Linked DNA regions of Homo sapiens: region 1 is linked to region 2. The links are chromatin contacts, found by Hi-C or POLR2A ChIA-PET in ENCODE. All regions are on one chromosome and are shown on one strand. Each heading gives the region's core, a stretch centred on a gene start or an enhancer-like site at or near the end of the contact. The rest is flanking DNA. Distances are from core to core; before and after follow the strand shown. Region 1 overlaps RBM20 (RNA binding motif protein 20). Region 2 has its middle 35 kb from the start of RBM20.

Region 1 (3,228 bases), core at 501-3,000, 110 kb before region 2:
AGAGGGCCTCACTCATTGCTGATGCTTGGAACAGTAACCCATGCCATGAGAGGATAGGGGAGACCTTAGAAAGTGCTCTAGTACGGAGAAAATATGATGCTGTAGAGATGCTGGGTGGTATCATGACCTTACCATCTCCAACTCTGAGACAGGCCACCTAGGACAGAGACACCCACAGCAGCCCTGAAACCCAAACCTGAGCCCTTTCGTGGTCAGAGCCAAACCAGTCATCAGGAGCAGGAGGCTGGTCAGCAGTGATGCAATGCCTCCTGGGACAGAACATTCCACTGAGAGGGAGAGGCCGGCAGAGGGGCTGCGTCAGGGGAGCAAGGAGGCAGGTGCCCAGAGAGAGGGAGAGGTAAAGCAGGAGTGGGCAGATGGGGCAGTCAGCAGCACATCTGCCCCCAAGATGGGGATGGGGTCCATCTGCTCAGCACCACTGCCTGCCAGGATGGGGTCGGGGGAGGGGGGCAGGAAGGAGGCTGCACACGCAGCAGATTCCACCCCCAGCACAGAGGCCAAGCTGTGGCTGTCAATCCTGCCTCCCGTCTCAGAGAACTGGCGTGACCAATGCTCTCAGCTTCCTATACACACGCCACCCCAGCTATATGCCATACAATTGGTTTTACAAGAGCAACAGATTTAACGCTGCCTCCCCGCAATAGCTTTGTGAGCTCTGCAGCCCCTGAAATACACAACCAAGCAAGATGTCACACCTAAAATCCAGGTTGATGTGCTCTGTTTCTGTATTTTTTTAAAGCCTGCACCTCTGCAATTGTTTTCCATTTTATGTTATACATGTACACAAAACAGAAGACAAATCTGGCCAATCAGATTGTCTTGCTTTTGCTTTATCCTTAAAGTTCATCAATCTAAATAATACCTAGTTATAAGGGATATTTAGCAAATAATTGTTTAGGAGAAAGATTTTTAACATAGAAGTAACTGAGAAACATAGGATTCCTAATAATAGTAATGTGAATTTATCTGGGACTTTTAAAACATCCTTCAGGGAACAAGCACCGAAACAGGCGTTATTGACCTACAGGTCCCCCACAAGGGTCCATGGATGGGTTTCAGGATGTTCATAAAAACCATGAAATTGAAACTGTTTGCAAAGTCATATAAGCGCACGCTCCAGAGTAATTTTTCTGAGGTGAAAGTCCAAAGCTTTCATCAGCCTTTGAAAGGGATCTCTGATTCCAAAATGTTAGCACCACTAGTACACTCAACTCTGGCACATTCTTGGTCTCATTTACTCCCGAGTCATTCTTGTGAATTACACAGGGTGAGAATGATTAACCTGCTGTGTAGATGGGAAAGAGCTATGATCATCCAAGTTCATGGAGTGGTGTCACTTGCTTAATAGAGCTCAGTGACAGTGTTTATCACAGTCCACTTTGCAGTAACTTGGCAATCCACACGTTTCTCTACCCAAAACTTTAAACTCCTTGAGGACTGGGACTCCTCCTCGAAGACCTGACACATGGTAGGCATGCAGTCAGAGCCCAAGCAGTCAAGTTCCTGAGGGGGATGCAGGCAGACCAGGATCAAGGTTTCCAGGCACTGCCTCAAGAAACCTGGTACACTTACAGTAGGTGCCGGATAAAGCATCTCCTGTGATAATGGTGATCCTGCCTTCCTTGCCTACTGTTCTCATTCCCCAGATGATTCATCCCCAGATGAAGTGAAAACATCTGCTTTGGCTTCAGAGAAAGAATGTCCCCTCCCTGAGTCTTGTGCCAGACCTCCACCAGGGCAACGATATGGCCCAGCACGCCCATGGCTGCAGGGATATTACTGGGCCTGTCAAGGTGACTCTTTGTGGGGAGAAGCCAGGGAGTCAATGCTTCTCCCCACTCACAGTGCTAACGTGATTCAAGTCAATGGTTCCTGCTCTGTCTCCAGAAACAGAACTGAGAAAATCTTGACGAAGCACTCTCAGGAAATAGCAGGTAAGAGGTGAGGCCCCAGGAAACATCTTCAGACTTCCTCTCTCAACAAAGAAGTCACAATTTTGCTGAAAGGCTACTTCAGTTCTGCAGCTCCCAGCTTGGAGCAATTTCAACCTGAGCAGCCTGCAACCTGTTGGAGCAGATGTTTTACAGGTAGTCTGGTGTGGTGTATTCTGAAGCATCACTAGCTTGAAGGTCCAGCATCACAGCATCAGTTTTGTTTTGTTTGGTCATTTGTTTTACCACTGCCACAGAGACAAACGGGTTCTGCACACACACTGGCAGACGGGATTTGTTTGTCTCTTTTGATGGCTAAGTATTGACTTCAGAATACAAGCCCTGAAGTCAATAGACCTGACTTGGACCCTGGCTTGGTCTCTTACCCGGTAACTTTTGGCTAGTAATGTAACCTTTCTGAGCCTCAGTTTCTGCAGAGTTGTTTAGAATAGTAGAGTGTTTAGAATACAGTGTCTGTCATCTACTAACAAATGAATACTATTATTATTTAGACATGGAAGAAAAGATAAGCCTATAATTGAAGTAAAACTCAAGCCCAACACTTAAGGAATTTCATATGAACTGAAAATCACAATAATTCTGCCTTCCCTGTGCACTGCCACAGAGGAAGGGCCGTGCTCATCTGTACAACAGGGTTAAAAAACCTCAACAATAAAGACCCATAACCCAATTAAAAATAGGCAAAGGATTTGAATAGATGTGTCTCCAGAGAAGACATGCAAATGGCCATTAAGCACATGAGAAGATGTTCAACATTGTTAGTCACTAAGGAAATGCAAATCAAAACCACAATGAGTTTCCCCTTCATATCCACTAGAATGGCTGAAATCAAAAAGATGATAATAAGTGCTGCAAGAATGTGGAAAAATTGGAATCCTCATTCATTGTTAGTGGCATTGGTGTAAAATGGTGTAGCCACGTTGGAAAACAGTTTGGATGCTCCTCAAAATGTTACATCTGAAGTTACCATATGACCCAGCAATTCCACTCCTACATTATCCCATTTATATGAAATGTCCAGATGAGGCAAATCCACACAGACAGGAAATAGTTTAGTGGTTGCCAGAGGATGAGGGAAGGGGAAAGGGAAGGGATGGGGAGTGACTGCTAATGGGTACGCAGTTTCTTTTGGGGGTATAAAAATATTCTGGAATTAGTGGTGATGAATTACAGCTCTGTGAATATATAACCGTTTACTTGTATATTTTTAAATGGTGAATTTCATGATATGTGACTTACATCTCATCAAAGCTGT
Region 2 (2,893 bases), core at 104-2,603:
ATTAGGAGAGGCAGACCCACCTTCAATCTGGGTGGGCACCATCTAATCAGCTGCCAGTGCAGCTAGAATAAAACAGGCAGATGGAAAGAGCAGACTTCCTGAGACTTCCAGTCTTCATCTTTCTCCCGTGCTGGATGCCTCCTGTCCTCTAACATTGGACTCCAAGCTCTTCAGCTTTTGAACTCTTGGACTTATACCAGTGGTTTGCCGGGGGCTCTCAGGTCTTCAGCCACAGACTGAAGGCTGCACTGTTGGCTTCCCTACTTTTGAGGTTTTGAGACTCTGACTGGTTTCCTTGCTCCTCAGCTTGCAGACAGTCTATTGCGGGACTTCACCTTGTGATCATGTGAGTCAATACTCCTTAATAAACTACCCTTCATATATACATCTATCCTATTCCGTCCCTCTAGAGAACCCTAATACAGACTGCAAATTTTGTTAACAAGATCCCATTAAACAGCTGCTGCATACCTTTCTAAGCAGCAATCCAACCTGTTGCAAGCACTAGGTACCTTGGCTAAAAGCATCCAATTACTGAGCTGCAGTTAACACGTAGCTCAAACTCTTGCAACAGAGAAATCTCAAGAATGTCACACCTTGACCATCTCATTGCTCCTGGAACTCTACTCTAAGAAACTAGAGTTTGAAAAACTAGACTGAAAAAATGGAGGGGTTGGCATGTGTCAAGGGCCCCCTCTAGTGGCTCTGGGAAAAAAGTGAAGTAATTACTGGGAGACAAAGCAGCAGCCCAATGATGAAGAAAGCCTCAGCCTTATCTACCTTTGCAGCCATCATTTCTAATTCTGAAGTGGTACGATAGATTCCTGTGTTTGAAGACCTCTCCTAGCAAAGGCCTCTGCCTCAGAAGTGTCAGGGACCTTTAGTACATTATACCTTAACTGCCTCTGTTAACTTAGTCCCAAATGATTTGCCTTAAACCCGTGTCCTTCAATTTTCTATGGTGGTGGGTTTTTTCCACCCATATGTAGTTCCATGTTTCCAGCCTTTACCGCCATCATTGTTAATTACTGAATAATTTTAGGTGTATATTTATAAAGCCAAAGCAGGACTTGTGATCACTGTACACTTTAATGTTTGATAATCAACTTTCCAGGCACTGATCTGAACACACAAGTATCCATGAGATAACATTCAAACCTTAATGTCTCTTTCCAATAATAGAGTTATACCAACCAATGTGAGGACTTGAGAGAGGAAATAAATCCATGTGCTTCTTGCAAACCTAATCGCTAGGCTGCCTCATGTCCCTGAGCAATTACTGGCTGCCACAAGGGCTCTTACACCCAGGAGACTCTGTGTCTAGGAAGGGGAGAGTGAGTGCCACATGGTGGCAGATTTATGGAGCAACGCTGGCATCTTTCATGCAGAAGACTGGCAGCCAGGAGTAATCCAGTCCCCCTAAGACACTGAGATAAGTGATCAGAGTGTACCTAAATAAGTGCAGTCTAAAGAAAATAGGAGGAGTGGGGAGGCAAAAGGCAAAGAAAACCAGAGATGGTGAATTGTGCCCTTAAAATCTGTTTCTCTGTGTCATGTGGAGGATCAATCAACACTGTACTATCTCTCTCCCATTTTCATAGTTAACTTGGGAGAAAAAAAGAGCTAATGTATTAGAGTCTGTCCTGCTTGCGAAGGAAAGCCAGGACTTGGTTCTGGCTCTGTGGGTTATTAAGCTGTGTGTGCTCATTTATTCATTTGGGTCACTTACCTAATCTGGGCTTCAGATTTCCTCGTCTATAAAATTAAGGTATTAAACTAAAAAATTTTGTATCTCTGGATCTAAATATATCCTTCAAAGTCCTAACTTAGAAAAAGTGGAGATATGAAAGCCACTTTATTTTTTTGAGATAGAGTCTCGCTCAGTCGCCCAGGCTGGAGTGCAGTGGCACAATCTCAGCTCACTGCAAGCTCTGCCTCCCGGGTTCACGCCATTCTCCTGCCTCAGCCTCCCGAGTACCTGGGACTACAGGCGCCCGCCACCAGGCCCGGCTAATTTTTTGTATTTTTAGTAGAGACAGGGTTTCCCCGTGTTAGCCAGGATGCTCTGGATCTCCTAACCTCGTGATCCACCCACCTTGGCCTCCCGAAGTGTTGGGATTACAGGCGTGAGCCAACACGCCTGGCCGAAAGCCATTTTTAAGACACGTTTTGTGAAATCTGAGCTCTTGCCAAAATAATATTCCTTCTAGAAATGTTAACCACTTTATCAAGAATTACTTAATGTGACCAAAATAAAAGCTGTAACACTTCTAGGCAATAGGCAATTGAAACAGATTCTGTTCTTACTTTTCCCGGATGAAAAGAAGAATTGTTTCTTCCAAAAGATAAAACTAAGGAAACAAGGATATCACTGTTCAATCTTCACACAAAAGGAGAGGATAATTTCCACCTAATTACATATAATTTTAAAACAAAAAAGGGCCAGCTGCAGTGACTCACACCTGTAATTCTAACACTTTGGGAAGCCAAGGATCACTTGAGGCCAGGAGTTCGAGACCAGCCTGGGCAAAGTGAGACCCCACCCCCATCTACTTAAAAAATCAGAAATCAGCCGGTGTGTTAGCACACACCTGTAATTCTAGCTACCTACTTGGGAAGGTGCCCTGAGAGGAACCCTTGAGCCCAGGAGTTGGAGATTGCAGTGAGCTATGATTGAACCACTGCACTCCAGCCCGAACGACAGAGTAAGGCCCTATCTTCTCTTTAAAAAAAAAGAGAAAAAAAAAAAAAGAAAAAAATACCAAGTAGGGAAGGAAAGATCCTCCTAACTTTTAACAGCAGGCTAACACTTTGCTGTTACCATTTAAACTGCATTAATGTGCAACTGGTTCCATTTGCACTTCCCTCCATTTAAGATAGCTGACTAAGCATA

The links. A loop is a pair of places that touch in the nucleus more often than their neighbours do. ChIA-PET counts read pairs that join two places held with the same protein, here RNA polymerase II (POLR2A). Pooled maps may share reads with other maps.
Region 1: a map of K562 shows a loop between it and region 2 (4-fold over the local background). The contact joins two enhancer-like sites. A Hi-C loop is called at or near these places in 8 of 168 maps with a recorded cell type or tissue (HCT116, IMR-90, K562 and 5 more), 11 of 37 single-sample maps with no recorded cell type and 14 of 50 pooled maps. POLR2A ChIA-PET finds 5 or more read pairs at or near these places in 3 of 52 experiments (AG04450, OCI-LY7 and activated naive CD4-positive, alpha-beta T cell).

What each region holds. Positions count from the first base shown.
Region 1 is chr10:110,723,179-110,726,406 of GRCh38, reverse strand. All of the region lies in intron 1 of RBM20 (RNA binding motif protein 20), which reads right to left. Among named protein-coding and RNA genes, the nearest start is that of RBM20, 80 kb to the right of the region's middle. Within about 2 kb of position 1,750, at least 2 of the 41 ENCODE cell types and tissues checked have a DNase peak (open chromatin) inside an H3K27ac peak, as active enhancers do; they include psoas muscle, where a contact is called at or near this core.
Region 2 is chr10:110,608,276-110,611,168 of GRCh38, reverse strand. No RefSeq gene overlaps it. Among named protein-coding and RNA genes, the nearest start is that of RBM20, 35 kb to the left of the region's middle. Within about 2 kb of position 1,353, at least 2 of the 41 ENCODE cell types and tissues checked have a DNase peak (open chromatin) inside an H3K27ac peak, as active enhancers do; they include psoas muscle, where a contact is called at or near this core.